Linked DNA regions of Homo sapiens: region 1 is linked to region 2. A link is a contact called in ENCODE Hi-C data. All regions are on one chromosome and are shown on one strand. The core of a region is the stretch at or near the end of the contact, and the rest is flanking DNA. Distances in the headings are between cores, read along the strand shown.

Region 1 (4,775 bases), core at 4-2,503, 3.2 Mb after region 2:
GAGCTGCCAACCCACAGTCTACCCTCCATCCTGAGGCCCCAATACCCAGTGTAAATGCCCCTCAGGCCTTCTGCCTTCAGGATACTGGTGAGGGCATGGAAGCTGGTTTTGTACTCTCGAGTCTTGGCCCCTTCCCCGCTCAACTGCATCCGGTTCTTCACCAGGTCCAGGGGCTGGACAAAAACTGTAGCTCCCATCCTGGGGGAAGACAGAGGTGGAGTGAAGGGCCAGGCATTCCAGATCTACCAGTGCCCACTGGAGCCTGGCAGCAAGAGGTTACAAAGGTCAGGGCCTGCCATGCGATTCAAGAATCAGGATGCTGGTGAGCATGTGTATAAGAGTCTATATGTACACCAAGTGCAACGGGTCTGAAAAGTCTAGTTGTCCAGTAGGGGCCATGCAATGAAAGTGCTCCAAGCAGCTTCATGACAGTCAAGCAGTGACCTGGGGCTGCACGCAGTCCGACACAGGGAGGGGAGGAAGGGGCATCCAAGATTTAGGACTCCAGGTAGTCCTGCAGGAGCCATTTAATGGCCTGGAACCCCCTGCCGCCCGGCCGAGCTTAGCAATGCGCTGGGAAACTCAGCTGGCCCGGCGGGGGTTGTGCAACGACCCTGCATGCAGTCCATAAGGGTCCTGCAATGGGGCCCTAGCAGCCCATCGGGGAACTCGCAATACGCTGGAGATCGCGCTGACCCCGTGCCGGCACAGTTCACTGCAACAGACCCAGAGATGAACCGGGCCCGGTTCCTTTTGCCCTTCCCTTCCTCCTCTTTTCCCATCCCTGGGGCCTGAGCTTACCCGGCCAGGCCCCCAAACAGGAACTTGACGGACTTAGGGGAGGTACGGGGCTTCCCGTCTATCCCGCCGGCCCCGGCACTCGCCGTCGCCGCCATCGCCACTCAATGGCCCTCGGCTCCGGGTCCCGTGCGCGCGCGGCCCCGCTCGCGCCCAAGGTGACACCGCGCGCGCAACAGAGCGAGGGCGCGCGCACGCCCCTCCAGCTCTCAGGTCCGACACCCGCTGGAAGCCGGCGCGGGCGCAGGCGCGCAGCGCAAAGGCGGCCGGGAGTAAGGCGGAGCTGAAGGAGGAGCTTGATGGAAGCGTGCGAGAAGGGGCGTAACTGATTTGGAAACCAGAGGAAAGGCGCTGTTTTCACCGAATTAGAATCGCGGGAAAATAGAGAAGAGTTTGTTTGAAGGTCTCGCGAGATCGAGTGAGTACGGCTCGCCAAGTTGGAGCGCTCTCGCGATAGACACAGCAACTATTCAGCTGCGAGGGGACGGGAGAGGTGGTGAGCACTCTCGCGAGATTTGAAGGAGCGGCGGAGGCCAGAGGGAGGAGAGGTTTGTAAACTAGGAGGCTCCGGGTTTCCGGGCACTTTTATTAGGTCGTCTTCTGGGCCACCAGTGCCCCTTCCATCTCCACAGGCAGTCCCTCCATCGCTAACCTTTTTTTAACCGGCCTTTTAGGACCGGAAGTCCTTCATCTCAAGCATCCAATGCTGAAAGCGGCCTGATTTTCTCTACCGGAAGCCCTTTTCCAGAGGCTGGGAACACGGCCCACCTAGCAGGAAGTCCCACCTCCTTGAGCTCCGCCACCCTTCCCGAAGTTTTTCTGTCACCTGTGTTAGGCTCCGTCCCCTTTCCGCGTTTTATCCCCGTACCAGAAAAGGATACATTTAGTGCCTCCCACCCAGCTCCACTAAACGGGTTGGATATCTCATTCTTTGAGTTGGTGTTCCTTCCCCGGCGCCCCCATGTAGCTGGGAAGTGGGACCTGGGGGTGGTTGGACCCCTGGGATCCTAAAGGAGGGGCAGGGAGGGCGCAGAACTCCGCTTCTGCTCCTTGCTACCAGGACGCGCGGCCTCCTCAGCCTCTTTCCTCCCGCTGCCATGCACCCTGCAGCCTTCCCGCTTCCTGTGGTTGTGGCCGCTGTGCTGTGGGGAGCGGCCCCGACCCGGGGGCTCATTCGAGCGGTGAGTCTGAGGGACGGATGGGGAAAGGGCGCTGAAAGGAAGGGTTGCAGGCTGAAGGGGAACATCGCCTTTTTTGTCCGCAGACCTCGGACCACAATGCCAGCATGGACTTTGCAGACCTTCCAGCTCTGTTTGGGGCTACCTTGAGCCAGGAGGGCCTCCAGGTGATTTTCTTTCTTTTCTTTTCCTCCTTCCCTCCCTTCCTTCCTTTTCTGTCTTTTTTCTTTTTTTAGTATTTCGCAAGATCCTCCATCCTAGGCTGGGGTTGGGGAGGTTTGTCCTGGGTGAAACTGGAGGTAGGAAAATGAAGTTAGGAACTGAGCACGTCTAGTGTAGAACCCAGAATCTAGAGGGAGAAGACAGAGTGTCCACCCCTGGAACTCCGAGGTTATCAGGGAGACTGAAAGTGGACGAAGACAGAAGGCAGGATCAACGGTCCTTATCAGGAAGGTCTCAGGTGCTAGTTATTGCTTATATGACTTTGGGCAAGTTAATCTCTCTGAGCCTTAGTTTGTTTTACTGTAAAATGGGATATTAGAAGTTTTCCTAGGGTTATTGTGAAGATCAAAGTAGATACGCAATTTTGGTAGTATTTCATCCCAAAGACTGCCACATAGCAAGAACTCAGTTGGGCCTTAGTAGCAGTCGAGTTGTTTGTGAGATGGGTAATTAGAAAATTGAAGAGGCCGGGCGCGGTGGCTCACATCTGTAATCCCAGTTCAAGACCAGCCTGGCCAACATGGAGAAACCCTATCTCTACTAAAATGGCAAAAATTAGCTGGGCGTGATGGTGCACGCATGTAGTCCCAACTACTTGGGAGGCTGAGGCAGGAGAATCACTTGAAACCGGAAGGTGGAGGTTGCAGTGAGCCGAGATCGCGCCACTGCACTCCAGCCTGGGTGACAAAACGAGACTCCATCTCAAAAAAAAGAAAAACAAAAAGAAAACTGAAGGGAGGGGAGTGTGTCTGTATGAGTATGTGCTGGAGAGGGGACTGTGAAACAGAACTTGAGAGAAAGTGACATGGGTGGTTTGAGAATTGAATTACAATTGGAATATTAGAAGGCAAAAATAATTGCATTAGCTTGCAGTATAGGGTACAGATTAGCCCATCTGGGACAGCGAGAGGGATGATGGGAGAGTTTGGTGAAGGGATGTTTTATGTCATTGCCTTTTCAAGAGGCTAAGAGAAGGTTGTGATGGTGGGATGCTCACTCAGACCCCAGGAAGGAGGAGGAAGTGAGGATAGAGGATGTGCAGCATGTGGGCTGGTGTGTTTGGTGGCCCCTGTAGAGAGCAGAATCTAGAAAGGAGAAATCTCACTGTTGTTTGCTTCCATCCTTCAGGGGTTCCTTGTGGAGGCTCACCCAGACAATGCCTGCAGCCCCATTGCCCCACCACCCCCAGCCCCGGTCAATGGGTCAGTCTTTATTGCGCTGCTTCGAAGATTCGACTGCAACTTTGACCTCAAGGTTGCTGAATGAGGAAGGGGAGCTGGGCAGCTGAGGGTAAAAAAAAGGCACCAGGAATGAAGACAGGTAAGGCCCATGATGGCTCCTTGTCCTCTGCCTTGTCTCCCTAGGTCCTAAATGCCCAGAAGGCTGGATATGGTGCCGCTGTAGTACACAATGTGAATTCCAATGAACTTCTGAACATGGTGTGGAATAGTGGTAAGGCTGGGGGAATCTATACAGCTGGGCTTTCAGTAGGACCCAGAGATGGTGGGAAGGCTGAAGGCCTCAGGAAAAGAAGCCAATCCTTTAGGTGGGGTGGGGCCAAAGTGCAAGATGCCAGGGTTCCCAGAGGATTTGAGTAGAAGGTTGTGAGTCCCCAGAGTAACACCTTGATCCCTGCAGAGGAAATCCAGCAGCAGATCTGGATCCCGTCTGTATTTATTGGGGAGAGAAGCTCCGAGTACCTGCGTGCCCTCTTTGTCTACGAGAAGGGGTAGGACATGTGCCTCCTTCCCATTCTTCCTTCAGCAAGCAGTTCCATGCCAACCTGGAGCCCAGGCCTCCTCATTACCCGAACCATTCAGCCTCCTGTCCTTCCTTCCCTGCCTCTTTGACTTTCTTCCCATTCCTGTCCCCACCTATGGGCTTTGTCCAGAGCCAGTTACTTTGTCCCTCTTTTTTTCTCCCTTTGCCTTTCTCGCCCTGCTGAGACTGGTCATCCTTTTCCCAGGGCTCGGGTGCTTCTGGTTCCAGACAATACCTTCCCCTTGGGCTATTACCTCATCCCTTTCACAGGGATTGTGGGACTGCTGGTTTTGGCCATGGGAGCAGTAATGGTGAGTAGCTGAGGGAACATGATGGGAAGCACTGAGGCCTGTGAGGCCAGACTGGATCTGGAGTTGGGAGATGGGAGTGGCTTGTCCTAGATTGTCTAGTTTTGTTCCTAAGCCTTGTCCATCCACCCCCGCTTCCCCCAGATAGCTCGTTGTATCCAGCACCGGAAACGGCTCCAGCGGAATCGACTTACCAAAGAGCAACTGAAACAGATTCCTACACATGACTATCAGAAGGGTGAGGGGGTTAGGGGAGAAGAGGGCTTTTCCCACAGTTTACCTGGTTCTGAAGGACTTTGAGCCCAGAAGATAGGGTATACAAAGATGGCAGTGGCCGGGCACAGTGGCTCACGTAATCCCAAGTGCCTCTAATCCCAGTACTTTGGGAGGCCAAGGTGGGCAGGTCACTTGAGCCCAGGAGTTTGAGACCAGCCTGGGTGACATGATAAAACAGAAAAGTCCCAGCACTTTAGGAGGCTGAGGCAAGTGGATCCCTTGACCCCGGGAG
Region 2 (6,041 bases), core at 794-3,293:
ACCTCGCTGAGCAGCAAGAGGTGGCTGTAAACAGACTTCCCTTGCTCTTCTTTCCAGAACTGGAGTCTAGAGAAACCCAGTCCTGCTCTCACCCTCCCCTGCCCTAGCGGCCCCTGGGGGCCCAGCCTCCTCAGCATTCAGACAGGGTGGGGCCCGGGACCCTGGACACACCCCACCAGCACGCAGGTACTAGAAGTGTGGTACCTCAGGTCCAGAAATGTGAGTTCAGTGATCAGCCCAACTGACTTGTTCCCAGGGAGTTCAGCTGGAAGGAGAGTTCTGGGGGCCTGGATTGGGGAAGAGTGAGGAAGGGAGGAGGCCTAGCGTTTGAAAGAAGGTCAGCAGAGGCCCCCGGGGCTGTGAGGGGCGGACAGGGGACCACAGGCTGGAGAGGAGGGAGGTATCGGCAGGGTGGCCGGGGCTGTGAGGGGCGGGCAGGGGACCACAGGCTGGAGGGGAGGGAGGTATGGGCAGGGTGGCTGGGCAGCTTCCCCAGGACTCTCAGATGCCAGGCATTCCGCTTGCGCATTCCGGGTACATCTGGTATGAATTCCAGGCTGTCTGCCGGCCCCTCCATGTCTGAACTTTGTTCCAAGTTCCAAGCCCCGCCCCCACAGTTCCAACGCATGAATCAGCAGGAAAAGCCGGGCCCTGCAGCATGGCCCAGGGAGGGGGCTGGGGGCGTGGCAGGCTCGGGGGATGTGAGCTGGGGAGGGCGGGTCCGTGCTGACACTCAGTCCAAGGGCATGGCCCACGCCAGGCTGAGGGGCCAAGGCGGTCTTGCCTTGGAATTTCTATACTCAGAGGGTAAGAAAGATTGGGGGATACGGGGTGCGGTTCAAATTCCGAAACCCTCTTGGGAGGCATGAACTTTGTGTATCTTCCTTCCCCTGGGTGACCAGTCCAACTCCGTCCGACCTTCCTCTGTCTGAGATAGCTCTGTTCAACCCAGAGGACTCAGCAGCTGCTGAGAGTCTGTGCCAAGCAGGTGCCCTTGGCTGCAGGGCGGGGTGGGCCCAGGGCACTGACCCTCTGACCAGCTGCTCCATCAACCCTCTGGCACTCTGACAGCTCCTAGCCCAATCTGACAGCCAGGATGACAGGCCAAAGGAGTTGGAGGCTGGAACCAGGGCCGGAGGGAGGTGGGGGTGACAGCCTCGCCGGAGGCCATGGGGAGGGGCCAAGAGTTGGCCGAGAGGTGGGGAGAGAGGCAGCCCAGTGATGACTAACCCAGGCGCCCCACCCAGCCAGCCGGCTTCCCAGGCAGTCAGGGCCAGGCCTGGGCTAGGGGCCTCACAATCGGACAGGCTGGGGGGAGGTGCAGAGGTGACCTTCTCTCGGCCCAAGACGGCCAGTTAGTCTGGGGAGCGGGGGTTAGAGTTTCCAGGCCCTCCTCTTGCCCTCTTCCCCCCGCCCAACCACGGTGAAACCCTAACCTTTGGGTTGCATAAGGCCCCGGCACCGCCGCCCCCTACTCCTCTCCCCTCCCCCCTTACATAACATCCCCTGGAGAGAACGAGAGGAGGGGCCGGCCCGCCCAGCGACCCCTTCCCTGCCAGGGCGCTGAACTGGCCCTGACCCAGTGAACGCCGGCAGAGGCAAAGCACCTCCTCGCCGCCCGCTCGGGGGGTCCAGACCCTCCCCAGGCTAGATGGCCGGCCCCTGTATCCTCAGACCGGGGGCCGCCGGGTGAGCCGCCCCCGGCCCTCCGGCCCCTCGGCTCTCCCCCCGCCCCCCGCCACTCCGCCAGCCCTTCCGCCACGACTCCCGTCCCAGACTCTTTCCTCGTAGCTCCTGACACACTAACCCGGCCAGTCCAGGCCCCTCTCCCCGAGGCGCCCCTGCCCCCGCCGCCCCTTCTCCTCCCGGAAGGGCTGGGTGTGGCCGCCCGGACCCCACTTTCACCCTCCATCCCGTTACCGCGGCTCCCCGCTGCGTGACCGGGTCGCCAGCTCACACCCACCTGGTGCTGGGTGTGGGGGTTGCTGCACGAGGGGGAGCAAATCACTGCGTCCGCTCCCCACGGCCGGCGGCGCTGTCTCTTCTCGGCACCCAGCACACACCGGCTCCAGGCTCCGATCAGCTGGCGGCGTCGTGACGCACGAGCTGCGAATGCACGGCCCGGGGCCAATCACCGCCCACTGCTGGGCAACGTGGCCCCGCCCACCCGGGGGCCGACGGGGCCTCGCCCTGGTCCCGCCTCTCCGGGCGCCCTGGCTCTGATTGGCAAGGAGGCCACCCTTTTGCCGGGCGGAATTGCACGAAGCCACGCCCACCCACTGAGGAGCCGGCCAATAGACGGACAGGTGTGGCCCAGCCCTCCGCGTCAGCGACCCGCTTAGAAAAGCGCTACGTCAAACGAGAGTCCTAAAGAGCAGGCGAAAGCCACGGCGTCTGCGTTTGCAATGCATGCTGGTCCGTGTAGTTCTCAGCCTGACACCGTCGTTCCCAGAACCCAGCGCGCTCTGTGAGTTGGCATTTTTAAACTGAGCTCGGAATCCAGCCCGGGGAAGTCCTTAAAGGGCGACAGCCCCTCCTTGTTGGAGTCGTGAGTGCTTCTTTTAGACATTCCCCAAACTGACTCGCCGGCCTCTGCGGGACGCTATAGCTCTTTAAGGAAAGGTGGAGCGGACCAAGGAGCAGGAGTGGGCAGAGCGTCAGCCCCCAGGGCAGCAGAGACTGCCGTTGGAGAGCTCTCCAGGGTTTTTGGAGGAGGGAGGGTGCTCGCCTCGCCCAGCCCACTCCTCCTGGGGGCTCTTCCTAACCACAGGAGGCTTTTTTTCTTGGATGTCTCTTCCCAGTCCCAGAAGAGCCCCCAGAGCCTCCCAAGAGGTAGCTTTCTAACAAAAGATTCATAGCACAGTCCTCACCTTAGGGTAGAGGGAGGGCTTCTGGTCAGAAATTAGGGGATGGGCCATGCCAAAGTGCAAAGGGTCAGCAATCGCATCCTCTGATTAACCCCCATTCAGTCCCGCCCTCCAAAGCTCTTCACTGACTCAGGCCTACTTAGGGAAGAGATTCGAAGGTGGAGACCAATGAGCAGGCTGCTCCTTCCCCAGGGGCCAATCAGAGTCTAGATGAGCGGGGGATGGGCAAAAAGTGAAATGAACCCAGTGACTTGGCAAAAGCTGCTGGTCGGCGTTTTTAAAGGGGCAAGCCGGAGACCTGCCCTACCTTATCAATCCCCGCAAGTCCCCCAAAGAGGAACATGTGGACTGAAATCCATGCCTTTTCCTTCAGCTCCAAATAGGGGCTGAGGGTAACTAAGCAGGAATGATGAGGCTGGAGGGTGAGATCCTTCCTTCTGTTAAATACGCACTCCATCAGGTAATTGATAAGGTTCACTTGGAGCTCCAAAATTCTGAGCCTGCGTTCAGGACATTGCGCCTTTAAGGAAACTTCCTGCCTTGCGCCCCAGTAACAGCTGATTGTTGGAAAGTGTGACCTCTGGGGACGAATCAGCTGTTACCACATCCTCCTCCTTGCTTACCCTCCTCCATCCCCTTATCCACTCCCATGGGTGGTGAAGGAAAGAACGTGGGGGATGTGATTGTATGATCTTTCTTTTCCCCCATCACTCCAAGACTGTCTCCCCCAACCCCAACCCCGCTCTGCTCCTTAGTTCTTCAGAGGCTCTGGGCTTGGAAAGAGAGGTATTTCCTGTTAGCACAGTAAATTCAGACTCTGTGGTCTAGACCCTCCCTGGTCTAGGGGAAGGCCAGTACTGGGGAGGTCCAGAATGGTGGCTGGCGCTGGGGAGGGTACAGTGAACCCGAGGACCAAGCCTGGGGAGGAGGAATGGCTATGGGAAGCAAACTTGGGGTTCAGAACGCTGCTTCTCAGGCCAGCCGCCCCCTACTTCCTACTCAAGTTGCCCTATTCCTCCATGGACAGGTGTCTGCTGATGGGATCCTCCTGCTTTTGCCCATTTACTCCACCTCCTTATTTATTTTTTTTTTTTCTGTTTTTGAGACAGAGTCTCGCTCTGTTGCCCAGGCTGGAGTGCAGTGGCGCGATCTCGGCTCACTGCAACCTCCACCTCCCGGGTTCAAGCGATTCTCCTCCTTCAGCCTCCTGAGTAGCTGGGATTACAGGCGTGCGCTACCACTCCCAGCTAATTTTTGTATTTTTAGTAGAGATGGTGTTTTGCCATGTGGGCCAGGCTGGTCTCGAACTCCTCACCTCAGGTGATCCACCCGCCTCGGTCTCCCAAAGTGCTAGGATTATAGGCGTGTGAGCCACCGCGCCCGGCCGCATTCACTCCACTTCTAACTGTTCTCAGCTGCCACCTGGTCCCTGGGCCGCTCCATTTTTGGCTTTTGGCGGTGCCCTGCCCACATGGCCACCCCCCATAGCAAGGGTCCTAATTGCTCAAGGACTGCAGGTGGGACACGTTGGCCCCAGAAGCCAGCGTCTTTGGCTGGGAAGTGCTGGGAAGACCCAGGTAAATATTTTGCCTCGATCCTGAGTTGGGAGTCAGGGTCACTCCAGGACAAGCTTAGTGTGAAGTCCTAGGACTGACTTGGCAAGGCGTGGAGAAATTGAGCAGGGCCCTGGCCAAGCATGGAAGGAAGTGAAGCCTCACCAGTGGCCCCTATTCTCCATTATCCTGAGCATAGAAATCCCATCCCTTTCCCACTCACGGCCCTTGGGGTGACCCTTTTCCATTTTGTTCTGAACACTGACCCCACCCCCTAGGTCAAAAGCACAGGCTTCGAGTCCAGGGTTTCGCCACCTCAGCACCCACTGGCATTTTAAGTAGAATAATTTCTTGTGGGAGGGCTACCGGGTGCACAATAGGACATCCACGTGGTCCCTGGCCTCTGTCCTAGATGTCAGTGGCAACACCCACCCACCCCCAGCTCCCAGTTTTGACAACCAAAAGTATCTCCAGACGTTACCAAATGTCTCCTAGGGGCCAAAATCTCCTCCAACTGAGAACTACTGTGTTAGGCACACTTAGATTCAAATTCCAGCTCTTACTAGCTGTGAACTTGTTACCGATAATTTCCCCTCATCTACAACATACGGTGAATAAGGAATTCAAGCCTTGTTGTAGGGATTTCAACATTTAAAAATATTTTAAAAGTTAAAAATGTGCCCGGGCGCGGTGGCTCATGCCTGTAATCCCAGCACTTTGGGAGGCTGAGGCAGGCGGATCACGAGGTCAGGAGATGGAGAACATCCTGGCTAACACTGTGAAACCCCGTCTCTAATAAACATACAAACAATTAGCCGGGCGTGGTGGCGGGCGCCTGTAGTGCCCAGCTACTTGGGAGGCTGAGGCAGGAGAGTGGCGTGAACCCAGGAGGCGGAGCTTTGCAGTGAGCCAAGATTGGGCCACTGCACTCCAGCCTGGGTGACAGAGCAAGACTCCGTCTCAAAAAAAGAAAAAAAAAAAAAAATTAAAAATGTGGCCAGGCACAGTGGCTCATACCTGTAATCCCAGCACTTTGGGAGGCCGAAGCAGGTGGATCACTTTGAGCCCAAGAGTTCAAGACCAGCCTGGGCAACGTGGCAAGACCCTCTTTAAAAAAAAAAAAAATTAAAAAATGGCCTGGCGAGGTGGCTCACACCTGTAATTGTAGCACTTTGGGAGGCTGAGGCAGGCAGATTGCTTGAGCTCAGGAGTTCGAGACCAGCCTGGGCAACATGATGAAACTCTAGCTCTACCCAAAATACAAAACATTAGCCAGGTGTGGTGGTATCTGTGGTCCCAGCTACTCAGGAGGCCGAGGCAGAGGTTGCAGTGAGCCAAGATGGCGCCACTGCACTCCAGCCTAGGTGACAGAATGTGACTCCATCTCAGAAAAAAACGAAAAACAAATTTAATTAGAAAACACCTAGCATAGATTTAATTAGAAAACACCTAGCGTAGATTTAATTAGAAAACACCTAGCGTAGATTTAATTAGAAAACACCTAGCATAGTACCTGCCACACTGGTCCGCAGCTGGTGCACTACTTTTCTCCCTGCCGGATTAGCAAGAGCTGACCCCGCTCAACATGGGCTGACTGGTGGGGCAGCTGCAGCCTCTGTCC

What was found. Hi-C counts contacts between places; a loop is a spot of excess contacts on that map. Pooled maps may share reads with other maps.
Region 1: a loop to region 2 is called in a pooled map, with 6 times the contacts of the local background. The contact joins the promoter of RNF167 here to the promoter of MIR22HG in region 2. A Hi-C loop is called at or near these places in 2 of 37 single-sample maps with no recorded cell type and 8 of 50 pooled maps.

What each region holds. Positions count from the first base shown.
Region 1 is chr17:4,939,015-4,943,789 of GRCh38, forward strand. It overlaps RNF167 (ring finger protein 167), which reads left to right and starts at 1,254. Exons shown (of 10, transcript NM_015528.3): 1 at 1,254-1,346; 2 at 1,473-1,979; 3 at 2,063-2,143; 4 at 3,327-3,452; 5 at 3,563-3,650; 6 at 3,837-3,927; 7 at 4,165-4,270; 8 at 4,412-4,505. The coding sequence starts at 1,896. It overlaps SLC25A11 (solute carrier family 25 member 11), which reads right to left and starts at 1,032. Exons shown (of 8, transcript NM_003562.5): 1 at 802-1,032; 2 at 46-198. The coding sequence starts at 896. RefSeq lists enhancers at 1-365, 1,082-1,151, 2,032-2,161 and silencers at 872-941, 1,504-1,698.
Region 2 is chr17:1,714,167-1,720,207 of GRCh38, forward strand. It overlaps MIR22HG (MIR22 host gene), which reads right to left and starts at 2,044. Exons shown (of 3, transcript NR_028505.2): 1 at 1,964-2,044. It also overlaps a transcript of WDR81 not described here. RefSeq lists an enhancer at 2,191-2,832.